Linked DNA regions of Homo sapiens: region 1 is linked to region 2. A link is an interaction called in ENCODE POLR2A ChIA-PET data of the cell type or tissue named here. Cell type or tissue: GM12878. All regions are shown on one strand.

Region 1 (8,000 bases), 54 kb after region 2:
ACATATGCAATTTGATTGTTTCTCTTTTCTTTTTTGGAGATAGGGTCTTGCCTTGTCACCTAGGCTGGAGTGTAGTGATACAGTCATGGCTCACTTCAGCCTTTACATAGACCCAAGTGATCCTCACGCCTCAGCCTCCTGAGTAGCCGGGGCTTTGTTTATGAGACATGGTCTCGCTCTGTTCCCCAGGCTGGAATGCAATGGCATGATCTCGGCTCACTGCAGCCTTGACCTCCTGAGCTCAAGCGATCCTCCCACCTCAGCCTCCTGGGTAGCTGGGACCGCAGGTGCATGCCACCATCCTGGGCTAATTTTTCTATTTTTTGTAGAGATGGGGCTTTGCCATGTTGCCTAGGCTGGTCTTGAACTCGTGTTTTTTGTAGACATGGGGTTTTGCCATGTTGCCCAGGCTGATCTTGAACTCTTGCCCACCTTGGCCTCCCAAAGTGCTGGGATTACAGGTGTAAGCCACCATGCCCCCAGCCTGATTTCTGGATTTTTAACTCAATAAAGGGAATGATGATGTCTTTATTATAAATATGGACTATAAGAAGAGAAATAAGTTAGATTGGAAGGAAGGATATCCCGTCACTCTCCCATAACTCACCAGGCAGAAGAAAGAACAACCTTATAGGAAGGGGGAAGAATTCAGAACTATCTAGTTTGAGACCTTGATCCTATTCTTGAAGTCAGCCACATTTTAACATTCTTGTTACTGGGCCTCTTCTCTATTTGAGAGCAATTGCATCTCCAGATTTCTCCAGTTACTATATTATCCTTGAATTCACTGTCAAATTATTTGTATTTCTTACAATACTAGGTAGGTGCTTCAAAACTGAATGATTTCAAAAGAATCTTCACTTGACCTCTTCAATGAGATGGAAGTTCTTATTGCTTCCAGCCTTCAGAAAGAAGGTCTTGTTGGATTATCTAATTCAGAGTTTTAAAAAACATTACGTAGGGGTAAACAGGTCTTGGACCTCTGGCTGATTGATGTCTCCTGTGGCAGAAGGCAAACTACAAAGGAGCTCTTCTTCACATGTAAGAATGGATGATGATTTCAGCGCTTCTTGATTATAAATATCTTAAGGACTCATGTTCCAGGACCATTCCAGAGACATCTCTCTCTCCTTTTTTACCTCCCACTTTCTAACTTGATAAGGGGACTATAGTGAATATAGTGACTAAGTTTTACATATTTTATCAATGTGAAAAGTTTATCAGGTGCCACTAATTTAATTAGTGCCTACAGTAGAAAAGGGCATCCGTTTTCTATGAAGGGACACTATATCAAAGGCAAGTTATAATTACACACACACACATTTGAGAGTCTCCCTCTGTCGCCCAGGCTAGAGTGCAGTGGCGCGATCTTGGCTCACTGCAACCTCCGCCTCCCGGGTTCAAGCGATTTTCCTGCCTCAGCCTCCCGAGTAGCTGGGACTCCAAGTGCGCACCACCACACCCAGCTAAATTTTGTATTTTTGGTGGAGACAGGGTTTCACTATGTTGGCCAGGCTGGTCTCAAACTCCTGACCTCAGGTGATCCGCCTGCCTTGGCCTCCTAAAGTGCTGGGCATTGCTGGTGTGAGCCACTGCGCCCGGCCAATTTATATATATATATATATATATGCATATGCATATGTATATTTAAGTTATGCTTTATAAGGAATTATAAAGCATACTGTTTATTCCTTTTTACATACAAAAGGAAGACATAGTAGTCCAGGTTTCTTATCTGATATGTTTTTTCCCCAAGGCAAATAGGGCTGTGATGATTAACATAATCATTTCAGTCTTCAGATGAAACCCTATCATCTGCATGCAAAAAGGAATTTAATCCCTTACAAGCCAACAAGTAACCATATCCATAGTATCTGGAGGGCTAGGCTACTTGCATTTCATACTGCTCAATTAAATGTCATGGACTGTCCATGTTCTGCCACATTACTTTCCAGTTCTGAGTGGTCAAGTTAAAGGCATTCTTTTTTCTTTCTTTCTTTTTTTTGGTTAGTTGGTTTATTTATTAGAGATGGGGGTCTCGCTATGTTGCCCAGATCTTGAACTCTTGGCCTCAAGTGATCCTTCCACCTCAGTTTCCCAAAGTGCTGGGATTACAGGTGTGTGCTACCGTGCTCAGTAGACATTTTTAGAAAAAGGAATCCATTGTGTTCAGCTTATTTGTTTTAATTTTTTTAATCTTAAAGTTTTAAATGTTTTTAGTTTTTAAATTTTAAATTGAAAATATTTAAGCATATAGAAAAATAGAGTAGTACGAGCAACAGCTGTGTAACTACCATCTTGTTCAGCAGTGAATATTTTGCCATATTTGCTTGGCACATACCAATATGCTGTTGATATATAGCATAAACATTTTTTCTAAACCACTTCAAAGTAAGTTTTAGACTTTCACCTCTAAATACTTAAGATTGCTGTGGTAGGCAAAATAATGCCCCTTCTCCCAAGATGTCTATACTCCAGCCCCCATAACCTGTGAATATGTTCCGTTTCATGGCAACAGAGAATTAAGATGGCAGATGGAATTAAGGTTGCTAATCAGTTGACCTTAAAATGTGGAAATTATTCTAGATTATCCAGGTGGGCCAATATAATCATAAGGGTCCTAAAGGAGGCAGAAGAGTGTCAAAGAGTTGGCAGTCAGAGGAGTAGGCCTGATACTTGAAGATGAGGAAAGTGGCCATGAACCCAGCAGAGTAGATTGTCTGTAGCAGGGAACAGCAGGACAATGGATTTTCCTCTAGAGACTCCAGAAGAAATGTAGGAGCTGACTGGGCACGGTGACTCATGCCTGTAATCCCAGCACTTTGGGAGGCCAAGGCGGATGAATCAGTTGAGGCCAGGAGTTCGAGACCAGCCTGGGCAACATGGCAAAAACCCATCTTTACAAAAAATACAAAAATTAGCTGGGCGTGGTGATGCGCACCTGTAGTCCCAGCTACTCCCAGTCCCAGAGGCTGAGGTGGGAGAATCGCTTGAGCTGCAGGAGGCAGAGGTTGCAGTGAGCCGAGATCATGCCACTGTACTCCAGCCCAGGTGACAGAGCCAGACCCTGTGTAAAAAAAAAATATATAAAATAAGTAGGAGCCATACTCATACCTTGAATTTAGCCTAATTAGACCCATTTTAGACTTAATGACTTTCTGAATGAAAGGTAATACAATTTGTATTGTGTTTAAGCCACTAAATTTGTGGTAATTTATTATAGCAGCCATAGAAAACTAATAGTAGGCTGGGCTCACGCCCGTAATCCCAGCACTTTGGGAGGGGGAAGGTGGGTGGATCACTAGAGGTCAGGAGTTTGAGACCTGCCTGGCCAACATAGGAAAACCCTGTCTCTACTAAAAATACAAAAATTAGCCGGGCGTGGGGACACCTGTCTGTAATCCCAGCTACTCGGGAGGCTGAGGTGAGAGAATCACTTGAGCCCAGGAGGCAGAAGTTACAGTGAGCTGAGATCTTGCACTCCAGTCTGGGCAACAGAGCAAGACTCTGTCTCAAAAACAACAACAACAAAAAAAAAAAACAAAAAGAAAGCTAATGCTACAGTTACGTTTCAAAAAAATACGGACAATCTCCTATTCAACCACAATACCATTATAACCAACAAGATTAATAATAATTCCCTAATATTATTTAATACTTAGTCCATTTGAAAATTTACCCAGTTCCCCATAGTATCTTTTGTAGCTGTGTTTAAACCAAGATTCAATCAAAGATTATACATTATATTTGATTATGTCTGTAAGTCTCTCTTAACCTAGAACAGTCTGTATCACCACCTCTTTTTTTTTATATCAACTTTTTTGAAGAGACCGTGCTCATTGATTTGAAATATGTTCCACATTGTAGATTTGTCAGATTGTTTCCATGTTAATTGTCTCAATGCCTGCAGTGAAAAGTTTGATCCCTACGGTAAGGTAACAGCAAGATTGTTCCATTGTTAAGATGTGTTTTTCCTTTTGCAATTAGTCGTCTGTGGAGTTATTTTGTTTATATGAACTGAACTAGTTCTTATGAAAATAAATGTTAAATTTCCAGACCAGCATATTTTATAATGGCAGTATAATAGACTATATAACCTAAAACACTTCTGCTATTTCATTACAAAACACCTAGTAATGCTGGATGAAATGTAACAACTATTTTTTAATTTTTAAACAAACTTTTAAAAATGTATAGCTAGTTGAGCCTGAAAGAATTAAGGAAAATTCTCAGGGACTGCAAATGAAAGAGGAACTGAAAATGAGCAGTATGCATGTTACTTAATGCTGTGGTATTTCTGGGTGCTTTGCCTAGTCTCAGTTACTGAAAGGCTTGGTTTTTGTTTGTTTGTTTGTTTGTTTTTTGAGACGGAGTCTTGCTCTGTCGCCCAGGCTGGAGTGCAGTGGCAAGATCTCGGCTCACTGCAAGCTCCACCTCCCGGGTTCACACCATTCTCCTCTCTCAGCCTCCCGAGTAGCTGGGACTACAGGTGCCCACCACCAAGCCCAGCTAATTTTTTTGTATTTTTAGTAGAGACGGGGTTTTACCATGTTAGCCAGGACGGTCTCGATCTCCTGACCTCACGATCCGCCCGTTTCAGCCTCCCAAAGTGCTGGGATTACAGGTGTGAGCCACCGTGCCTGGCCTAAAGGCTTCGTTTTAATGTCCATGAGCCTTAGGCCTGTATGGAACAGAGTTAGAAATGCAAATCTCTATATAAAGCAGGGAGCCTTGAAGGTTCATACTCAAGAGAAAGGAAGGGACCACAGAAAATTCCATCTACTAGTTTGAGGAAACAAGGAAACTTCTGTGTCTCAGCTTGGGCTCTGGCTGGGGGTAGATGGGAATGTCTCCTGAAAATTTATGTTTGGACTCAAGAATATACAATAAGGAAAGGATCAATAGGGCAAGGATAGTCCCTCCAACAAATGTTGTTGGGAAAAGTGGATATCCACAGCAAAATAATGAAATTATCTTGTACTGTACACAAAAATCAACCCAAAATGGATTAAAGAGTTAAACATAAGACCTGAAACTATAAAACTCATAAGAAGAAAACAGGGAAAAAGCATTATGACATTGGTCTTGGCAATGATTTCGTGGATATGACATCAAAAACACAGGCAACAAAAGCAAGTGGAACTGCATCAACCTAAAAAGCTTCTGCACAGCAAACAGCAGAATGGAAAGGCAATCTACAAAATGTGAGGAAATGTTTGTGAACCATATATTTGATAAGGGGTTAATCTCCAACATATGTAAGGAACTCATACAACTCAGTAGCAAAAAATATATGTATATTAAAAAATAGGCGCTTCACTGCCGTCCGTTGATTTATTTCTCCAGGAAGAAAAATGGCATCTGTTGCAGTTGATCCACAACTGAGTGTGATGACTCGGGTGGTCAACCTGCCCTTGATGAGCTCCACATATGACCCCATGTCCTCAGCCCATGTCAGTACAAAGGACCAGTGTCCTACTTGAAGTCTGTGTGTGAGATGGCAGGGAAGGGTGTGAAGACCATCACCTCGGTGGCCATGACCAGTGTGCTCTGCCCATCATCCAGAAGCTAGAGCTGCAAATTGCAGTTGCCAATATCCGTGTCTGTAAGGGGCTAGACAGGATTGAGGAGAGACTGCCTATTCTGAATCAGCCATCAACTCAGGTTGTTGCCAATGCCAAAGGTGCTGTGACTGGGGCAAAAGATGCTGTGACGACTACTGTGACTGGGGCCAAGGATTCATCACAGGGTTGATGGACAAGACCAAAGGGGTAGTGACTGGCACTGTGGAGAAGACCCAAGTCTGTGTCAGTGGCAGCATTAACACAAGCTTAGGAAGTCAGATAATGCAGCTCATGAGCAGTGGCTTGGAACATGCGCTCACCAAATCAGAGCTCTTGGTAGGACAGTACCTCCCTCTCACTGGGGAAGAACTAGAAAAAGAAGCAAAAAAAGTTGAAGGATATGATATGGTTCAGAAGCCAAGTTGTTATGTTAGACTGGGATCCCTGTCTACCAAGCTTCACTCCCTGTCTACCAAGCTTCACTTCGTATGAGCAGGCTCTCAGCAGGGTTAAAGAAGCTAAGCAAAAAAGCCAAGAGACCATTTCTCAGCTCCGTTCTTCTGTTCACTTGATTGAATTTGCCAGGAAGAGTGTGCATAGTGCCAATCAGAAAATTCAGGATGCTCAGGATAAGCTCTAGCTCTCATGGGTGGAGTGGAAAAGGAATATTGGATACGATGATACTGATGAGTCCCACTGTGCAGAGCACATCGAGTCACGTACTCTTGCTATTGCCTGCAACCTGACTTAGCAGCTCCAGACCACATGCCACGGCCTTCTGTCCAACATCCATGATGACCACAGAACATCCAAGGTCAGGCCAAGCATATGAGGGTGATGGCAGGCGACATCTACTCAGTGTTCTGCAATGCTGCCTCCTTTGAGGAAGTGTCTGACAGCCTCCACTTCTAGCAAGGGGCAGCTGCAGAAAATGAAGGAATCTTTAGATGACTTGATGGATTTCTTGTTAACAACATGCCCCTCAACTGGCTGGTAGGTCCCTTTCACCCTCAACTGACTGAGTCTCAGAATGCTTAGGACCAAAGTGCAGAGATGGACAAGAGCAGCCAGGAGGCCCAGCGATCTGAGCACAAAACTCATTAAACTTGCCCCTGTCACCAGTGAATGATGCGGCCAGCCAGTTAACACCTTTCGTTATGTTGAAATTAACCCTGCTAGGCAACCCTAAATTGGGAAGCAAGTAGCTAGTAAAAAGGCCCTCAATTATAGTTATTTCCAGCTGGATTAAGAGCTTTAAAGTTTCTGGCTTTAGCAGATGATTTCTGTTCACCTGGTAAGAAAAGAATGCTAGGCTTGTTAGAGCCTAGCCAGAACTCACAAAAAATTCAAGTGCACTTATGTTCTCATTCTGTGGCCATTGTGTTACCCTCTGTTACTGTTTGTGTTGAATAAAAACATCTTCATGCGGGCTGGGGTAGAAACTGGTGTCTGCTCTGGTATGATCTGAGCAGGCCTCTTTACTGATTTATCTCATGATGATTGCTTGTACAACTTGATTTTAGTTTTTTATTTCTCAAATAGGAATACTACCTTTGAATTCAATATAATTCACTGTAAGATTAAAAAAAAAATGGACAAAGGACCTGAATAGACATTCTCCAAAGAAGACATAAAAGTGGCCAAGTATATGAAAAATTGCTCAACATTGCTAATCATCAGAGAAGTACACATCAAAACCACAATGAAATATCATCACTTCACACCTGTCAATGTCAAGATGGCTATTTTTTTTAAGTGGCAAGGGAGTGAAGAAATTGGAACCCTTGCACACTGTTGGTGGGAATGCAAAATGGTACAAGCGGCCACTATGGAAAACAGTATGGAGGTTCCTTGACATATTAAATATAGAACTACCAGATGGTCTAGCAATCATGCTTCTAGATATTTATCCAAAATAAAATCAGGATCCCAAAGAGTGACAACATGGATGAAGCTTGAGGACATTATGCTAAGGGAAATAATACAGTCACAGAAAGATAAATAACTATGTGAGTCTACTTATGTGAGGTATCTAGTCAGATTCATAGGTTGACAGAGTCAAATGGTGGTTGCCAAAGGCTGAGGGGGAGGAGAAATTGGGGAGTTGCTAAACAATGTATGTAAAATTAATGTCAAACGGGAAAAAGCTCTAGAGATCTGCCATACAACACTGTACCTATAGTCAACATTAATGTATTGTACACTTGAAAATTTGTTAAGAGGGTAGATCTTGTGTTAAGTGTTTTTACCACAATAAAACAAAAAAAAACTTTTTTTTTTTTGAGGTGGAGTCTTGCTCTGTCACCCAGGCTGTAGTGTAGTGGCGCGTTCCCGGCTCACTGCAACCTCCGCCTCCTAGGTTCAAGCGATTCTCCTGCCGCAGCCTCCTGAGTAGCTGAGATTATAGGCGCACACCACCACGCCTGGCTAATTTTT
Region 2 (8,000 bases):
CAGGCTGGAGTGCAGTATCGTGATCTTGGCTCACTGCAACCTCTACCTCCCGGGTTCAAGCAATTCTCCTGCCTCAGTCTCCCGTATAGCTGGGAGGTGCCCTCCACCACGCCTGGCTAATTTTTGTATTTTTAGTAGAGACAGGGTTTCACCATGTTGGCCAGGCTGGTCTTGAACTCCTGACCTCAGGTGATCCGCCTGCCTCGACCTCCCAAAGTGCTGGGATTAGAGGTGTGAGCCACTGTGCCCAGCCTGTCCTGTCTTATAAAGGCGTAAAGGTTATCTGAATGATGTTCACTCCTAGATTCCAAACTTTTTATCTAGCAGTGTGAAATTTTAATCTACCAGTAAAGAAATTGAAAAAATTTGCTCAATAGGGTAACATTTTTTAAGGAGGGGTGGTTTTCCAATCACTCTTTAACATTTACATGGCTAGATTGATGTGTTGCCATCAAAAGGATTGAAACAGTTGGTCACATGTATTGCTACTGCCGTGGACAGGTTGGCCAGAAGACCTTTGAAGTATTGCACCGTTAGGTTCTGTGAAATTTGGTGTGAATAGCATGACATTCTTTCTGTGCACTACAGTTTGGCCTTTAATAAGTGTCCATGCATAAATTTATGTGTTACTGTGTCATTCTCTTATTTTATAATTCAGATAGTAATTCTCAGTTTCTCACCTGAGTGTATAGAGAATTTGAAAGTTTTGCTTATTTATTTATTTTGAGACGGATTCTTGCTGTGTCAACCAACTTAGCCTTCACCTTCAGTGCATTCCCAGGAAGATAGTTGTAACTGAGCTGGTGAAGAAAAAAAAATTCTTCAATTTCTTTTGAGAACTCATGAATTTACATATATAGGTACCACCCTTTATGAACATTTTGATTGTTGCATGACTTTGTACTATGAAAGCCTTTAAATCTACCTAATATTATACTGTAAGTTCCTAACTTTGTCAAATATATTGGGTAGATATCACCGAAGAGTATAACTAAGGTTAGAATCTGGGCATTTTTAATTTCCAAATTAAACTTTCTATTCTGGCTCCGCGAATACTTGATAATTACAGGGAGAGTAAAATAGAATATGATAAAGTTTTATCAAAATAGAAAAATTAAAATGTAGCTTATGTGTGACTTTTGTGTTGTGTTCTAGATTCAGTTGTGTTGAGGGTATAAAAGGACTGATGAATAAAGGATACTGTTATGGTGCACGGAGGTATTAGAGGAGGACAGTGAGATTTTTACCCATTATTTTATAGGTTTATAAATTGAGTGAAGAAGGCTTTGGAAGTTGGCTTTGTTTTTTTTGTTTTTTGTTTTTTTTTGAGATGGAGTTTCACTCTTGTTGCCCAGGCTGGAGTGCAGTGGCGCGATCTCTGCTCACTGCAACCTCCGCCTCCCGAGTTCAAGTGAATCTCCTGCCTCAGCCTCCCGAGTAGCTGGGATTACAGGCGCCTACCACCATGCCCGGCTGATTTTTTGTATTTTTGGTAGAGACAGGGTTTCACCATGTTGGTCAGGCTGGTCGCGAACTCCTGACCTCAGGCGATCCACCCGCCTCGGCCTCCCAAAGTGCTGGGATTACAGGTGTGAGCCACCACACTTGGCCCGGAAGTTGTGCATTTTTAATTCTGTTGTTAATTTTGTTGATGCACTGCTTAGTAAATCTTTAATGAGCTGCCTAAACTGTGTCACATTAGCTCTTTCTTTTGTTGGTTATTGTGAAGACTTTGTTGATTTGTGTGTATGTGTATCTCTCTCATTCTCTCCTCTTGCTCTCTGTCTTTCTTTAAAAAAAACCAACCATTCTCAGTGTTGTGTATAAATTGAATTTTTGTGGCTGGATATGAGCAAATAGTATTGGTGGTACTTTTAGTGGATATTTTTCATTTAATTTCTTGAAAGCTTTTCTCCTTTGGTTAAACTAGAATAGCTTTTGCTCTTTTTTCACTTTATTCCCTGGAACATCTGTGTTCCAGAGAATATGCTTGAATTTCTCACTGATACTCTTAAAGCTTCTGTGAACCGAAATATTTTAGAGATATATTTCTCTACCTTCTCACCTGTAGGGAACACCTTTTATTGTACTATATACAGATGCTCTTTGATTTACGATGAGGTTATGTCCCTGTAAACTTATTGTAAGTTGAAAATAGCCTAAGTCAGAAATGCATTTAATACAGCTAACCTACTAAACGTCATAGCTTAGCCTAGCTTACCTTAAATGTGTTCGAAATGCTTACATTAGCTTACAGTTGGACAAAATTATTTAATATAAAGCCTATTTTATTTATTTATTTATTGTATTTATTTATTTATTTTGACACAGAGTCTTGCTCTGTCACCCAGGCTAGAGCACAGTGGCGCAGTCTTGGCTCACTGCAACCTCTGCCTCCTGGGTTCAAGTGATTCTTCTGCCTCAGCCTCCTGAGTAGCTGGAATTACAGGTGCTCGCCACCACGTCTGGCTAATTTTTGTATTTTTAGTAGAAATGGGGATTCACCATGTCGGCCAGGCTGGTCTTGAACTCCTGACCTCAGGTGATCCACCCACCTTGGCCTCCCAAAGTGCTGGGATTATAGGGATGAGCCACTGCGCCCAGCCCAAAGCCTATTTTGTAATAAAGTGTTGGATATCTTATGTAATTTATTGAATATTATACCAAAGGTGTAAACCAGAATGGTTGTATGTGTACTTGAAGTACAGTTTCTACTGAATGTGTATCACCTTCACACCATCGTAAAGTCGAAAAATTTTAAGTTGAGCCATTGTAAGTTGGGGAATGTACATGCTTGGCAAGTGGTCTTCTAATCTGTGTGTGAAAATCACTAGTAGCTTACCAATTCACCATGAATTCCTTGTTTATTTTTAGGCAGTATTTTAGAAAGCTTACATATCTATACATATAACATTACTTTTTAAAAAATTATTATTATTATTATTATTTTGAGACGGAGTCTCACTCTGTTGCCAGGCTGGAGTACAGTGGCGCATTCTTGGCTCACTGCAACCTCTGCCTCTTAGGTTCAAGCAATTCGCCTGCCTCAGCCTCCTGAGTGGCTGGAACTACAGGCATGCGCCACCATGCCCAGCTAATTTTTTTTTTTTTTTTTTGAGATGGAGTCTTGCTCTGTTGCCCAGGCTGGAGTGCAGTGGCATCATCTCGGCTGACTGCAACCTCTGCCTCCCAGGTTCAGGCGATTCTCCTGCCTCAGCCTCCCAAGTAACTGGGATTACAGGTGTGTGCCACCACACCCAGCTAATTTTTTTTTTTTTTTGTATTTTTAGTAAAGGTGGGGTTTCACCATGTTGGCCAGGCTGGTCTCGAACTCCTGACCTTGTGATCTGCCCCCCCGCCCCCTCAGTCTCCCAAAGTGCTGGGATTATAGGCTTGAGCTACCACGCCTGGCCAAATTTTGTATTTTTAATAGAGACAGGTTTCACCATGTTGGCCAGGATGGTCTTGATCTTTTGACTTGTGATCTGCCTGCCGTGGCTTCCCAAAGTGCTGTGATTACAGGCATGAGCCATCGTGCCTGGCCTTAAAAATTATTTTTAATGTGGCCGGGCATGGTGGCTCACGCCTGTAATCCCAGCACTTTAGGAGGCCAAGGCGGGTGGATCATGAGGTCAGGAGATCGAGACCACAGTGAAACCCCATCTCTACTAAAAATACAAAAAATTAGTCGTCATGGTGGTGGGCGCCTGTAGTCCCAGCTACTCGGGAGGCTGAGGCAGGAGAATGGCGTGAACCCAGGAGGCGGAGGTTGCAGTGAGCCCAGATTGCGCCACTGTACTCCAGCCTGGGCGACAGAGCAAGACTCCGTGTCAAAAAAGAAAAAAAAATTATTTTTAATGAGACAAGATTTTGCTCTCTTGCCCAGGCTGGAATGCAGTTGTGTGATCATGGCTCACTACAGCCCTCACTTCCTGGGCTCAAGTGATTCTTGCGCCTTAGTCTCCCAAGTAGCTGAGACCACAGGCACATGCCACCATACCCAGCTAATTTTTAAAATAAATTTTGTGGGGATGGGAATCTCGCTGTGTTGTCCAGGCAGGTCTCGAACTCTTGGGCTCAAGCAGTCCTCCTACCTCGGCCTCCTAAAGTGCTGAGATGTAATCCGTGTTCCAGAGCACTTTGGGAGGCTGAGGCAGGAGAATTGCTTGAGCTTAGGAGTTAGAGGCTGCAGTGACCTAGGATTGCACCACTGTGTTCCAGCCTTGGGGATAAAACACAACCTTGTTTCTTTCTTTCTTTCTTTTTTTTTTTTTTTTTTTTCCAAGTATGTTTCTAGGCCAGGTGCGGTGGCTCACACCTGTAATCCCAGCACTTTGGGAGGGCCAGGCGGGCGGATCACCTGAGGTCAGGAGTTCAAGACCAGCCTGATCAATATGGAGAATCCCTGTTTCTACTAAAAGCATAAAATTAGCTGGGCGTGGTGGCACATGCTTCTAATCCCAGCTACTGGGAAGGCTGAGGCAGGAGAATCGCTGGAACCCGGGAGGCGGAGGTTGCAAGATTGCGACATTGGATTCCAGCCTGGGCAACGAGCGAAACTCCGTCTCAAAAAAAAAAAAAGTATGTTTCTGGTGTCAAAAAGTCCTGGGTTCAAATTTCTGCTCCACCGTTTAGTTAGTTGTAAGATCTTTTACTTAACTTCTCTGTGCCTGACAGATTGTAAATGTCCAGTAAATGTTAGTTATGTTTTACTTTTCATTTTTTAAAATTTTATAGCGATGGGGTCTTGCTGTGTTGCCCAGGCTAGTCTCAAACTCCTAGGCTCAAGCAGTCCTCCCACCTTAGCCTCCCAAAGTGGTGAGATTACAGGCATGAGCCATGGTACCCAGCCTGTTAGTCATTCTTGTAAAAAAGATAATGGTAAACCTGGCACATAGATGTGTGCGTGCGTGAGTGTGTGTTTGTGTTAAAATGTACATAACATAAAATTTACCATCTTAGGCTGGGCGTGATGGCTCACGCCTGTAGTCCCAGCACTTTGGGAGGCCAAGGCAGGCAGATCATGAGGTCAGGAGTTCAAGATCAGTCTTAGCAACATGGTGAAACCCAGTCTCTACTAAAAATACAAAAATTAGCTGAACGTGGTGGCGCATGCCTGTAATCCCAGCTACTCAGGAGGCTGAGGCAGAAGAATCGCTTGAACCCAGGAGGCGGAGGTTGCAATGAGCCGAGATCATGCCACTGCACTCCAGCCTGGGTGACAGAGCAAAACTCCATCTCAAACAACACAAAAAAAATTAGCTGGGTGTGGTGGCAGGCATTTGTAGTCCCAGCTACTCAGGAGGCTGAGACAGGAGAATTGCTTGTACCTGGGAGGCAGAGGTTGCAGTGAGCCGAGCTCACGCCACTGCATCCCAACCTGGGTGACAGAGCGAGACTCCATCTCAAAAAAAAAAAAAAAAAAATTTACCCTTTTAAAGTATACAGTTTAGTGGCATTAAATACATTGATGTTGTGTAACCAACACCAGCATTAATCTCCAGAACTTCTTCATCTTCCCAAACTGAAACTTTGTATATATTGAACTATAACTCCCATTCTCCCCTCTCCGCAGTTCCTGGCAGTCACCATTCTACTTTGTTTCTATAAATTTGACTACTTCAGGTACTTCATATAAATGGAATCATACCACATTTGTCCTTTTGTGTCTGGCTTATTACACTGAAAATATCTTCATGATTTATCCATGTTGTAGCATGTATCAGAATTTCATTTTTTAAGGCTGAATAATATTCCTTTGTATGTAAATATCTCATTTTGTTTATCCATTCATCGGTTGGTGGATATCTGGATTGTTTCCGCCTTCGGCTGTTGCAAACAAGGCTGCTGTGAACATGACTGGGCAGATATCTGCTTGAGTCCCTGCTTTCGATTGTTTTGCGTATAGGATATATATCCAGAATTGAAATTGTTAGATCATGATAATTCATGATAATTCGGTTTTTGAGTAATTGTTACAGTTTTCCACAGTAACTGTATCATTTACATTTCTGTCAGCAATGCACAAAGGTTCCAGTCCCTCCACGTCCCTGCCAACACTTGTTATTATTTTTTGTTTGTTTGTTTTTGAATAGGAATTCTAGTGGATGTGAGGTGCTGTCTCATTGTGGTTTTGATTTGTAATTCCCTAAGATTAGTGATGTTGATCATCTTTTCAGGTGCTTATTGGCTATTCGTATATTTCCTTTGGAGACATGTCTATTCAGATCCTTTGCTTAGTTTTTAATTGGGTTTTTGTTGTTGTTTTTGTTTCTAAGTTGTAGGAGTTCTTTGTATATTCTGGATTTTAATCCATTATCCACATATATGATTCTCATTCAGTGGGTTGCCCTTTCACTCTGTAGTGTCCTTTGATGCACAAAAAATTTAATTTTGATGAAGTCCAGTTTATCTGTTGTTTTTTTTTCCTTTTTTGCCTGTGCTTTTGGTGTCTAATAAATCATTGTCAAGTCCAACATCATGAAGCATCTAAGAGTGTTAGCTCTTCTGTTTAGTCTTTCATTTATTTTGTGTTTTTTCTCATTTTTTTAAATTTACTTTTTGTATTGTATCATTTTTGTATTGCTGTAAATGTGTTACAGCAACTTGTAAAAGAACAATATTTTGTGTTAATTTTTTGTTGTTAAGACAGAGTCTGGCTCTGTCGCCCAGGCTGGAGTGCAGTGGCACAATCTTGGTTCACTGCAACCTCTGCCTCCCAGATTCAAGTGATTCTCCTGCTTCAGCCTCCCGAGTGGCTGGAACTACAGGCACACGCCACCACACCTGGCTAATTTTTGTATTTTTTAGTAGAGATGGGGTTTCACCATATTGGCCAGGCTGGTCTCGAACTCCTGACCTCAAATCAAGTGAGATCAAGAGAGCCTCTGGCTCTCCAAGTGCTGAGACTACAGGTATGAGCCACCACGCCTGGCCCCACACTGTTTTGTGTGTGTGTGTGTGGGGTGCGGGGGAGGGGAGCTTTTTTTTTTTTTTTTGAGAGGGAACCTCCCTCTGTCACCAGGCTGGAGTGCAGTGGCGTGATCTCGGCCCAGTGCAACCTCCGACTCCCAGTTTCAAGCGATTCTCCTGTCTCAGCCTCCCTAGTAGCTGAGATTACAGATGTATGCCACCACACCCAGCTAATTTTTGTATTTTTAGTAGAGGTAGGGTTTCACCATGTTGGCCAGGCTGGTCTCGAACTCTTGACCTCAGGTGATCTGCCCACCTCGGCCTCCCAAAGTGCTGGGATTACAGGCGTGAGCCACTGCACCCGGCTTTTTTTTTTTTTGTTTGAGAGACTGGTTCTTGCTATGTTGCCCAGGCATGGTTTCAAACTCCTGGGCTCAAGCAGTTTTCCTGCTTCAGCCTCCCGAGTAGCTGGGATTACAGGCAGGTGCCACTATGCCGGGCTACCACACTGTTTTGATTACTGTAGTTACGTAGTAAGTTTTGGAATCAGGAAGAATGAGTCGTCTGACTTTGTTCTTTTTTTTTTTTTTTTTTTTTTCCAAAATTGTTTTGGCTGTTTGGGCTTCCTTGAGATGCCATATGAATTTTAGGATGGGTTTTTCTTTTCACATAGTTTTTTACTTTGGGCTAAAAATCTGAATGGGATTCTGCTCAGTTATAGATAGTTTTTATTTCACCTAGGCCCTTGAATCACTGTATTTTTCTTATTTTTTTTGAGACCGAGTCAGGCTCTGTCACCCAGGCTGGAGTGCGGTGGCGTGATCTCTGCTCACTGCAACCTCCACCTCCCGGGTCCAAGAGATTCTCCCTGTCTCAGCCTCCCAAGTAGCTGAGACTACAGGGCGCCTGCCACCACGCCCGGCTAATTGTTTGTATTTTTATTAGAGACGGAGTTTCACCATATTGGTCAGGCTGGGTATTTTTCTTTATGTATTGTGTTGCTCTTGGCCAGGTGCAGTGGCTCATGCCTGTAACCCCAGCACTTTGGGAAGCTGTGGCAGGCAGATCACCTGAGGTCAGGAGTTCGA

What was found. Peaks named below come from ENCODE experiments on the same cell type or tissue, not always from the same donor. Only the 100,000 strongest peaks of a DNase experiment are listed, where the experiment ranks them.
Region 1: POLR2A ChIA-PET joins it to region 2 with 10 read pairs; 13 of 35 experiments call an interaction of 5 or more read pairs at or near these places.

What each region holds. Positions count from the first base shown.
Region 1 is chr1:153,850,767-153,858,766 of GRCh38, reverse strand. The region is part of intron 1 of GATAD2B (GATA zinc finger domain containing 2B); the gene reads left to right. It also overlaps the pseudogene LOC645965. Among named protein-coding and RNA genes, the nearest start is that of GATAD2B, 68 kb to the left of the region's middle. In GM12878, no CTCF peak of the experiment used is centred here; a DNase peak (open chromatin) is centred at 4,286; H3K4me3 peaks cover 589 bases; H3K27ac peaks cover 1,860 bases.
Region 2 is chr1:153,905,064-153,913,063 of GRCh38, reverse strand. The region is part of intron 1 of GATAD2B (GATA zinc finger domain containing 2B); the gene reads left to right. Among named protein-coding and RNA genes, the nearest start is that of GATAD2B, 14 kb to the left of the region's middle. RefSeq lists an enhancer at 7,890-8,000. In GM12878, no CTCF peak of the experiment used is centred here; no DNase peak of the experiment used is centred here.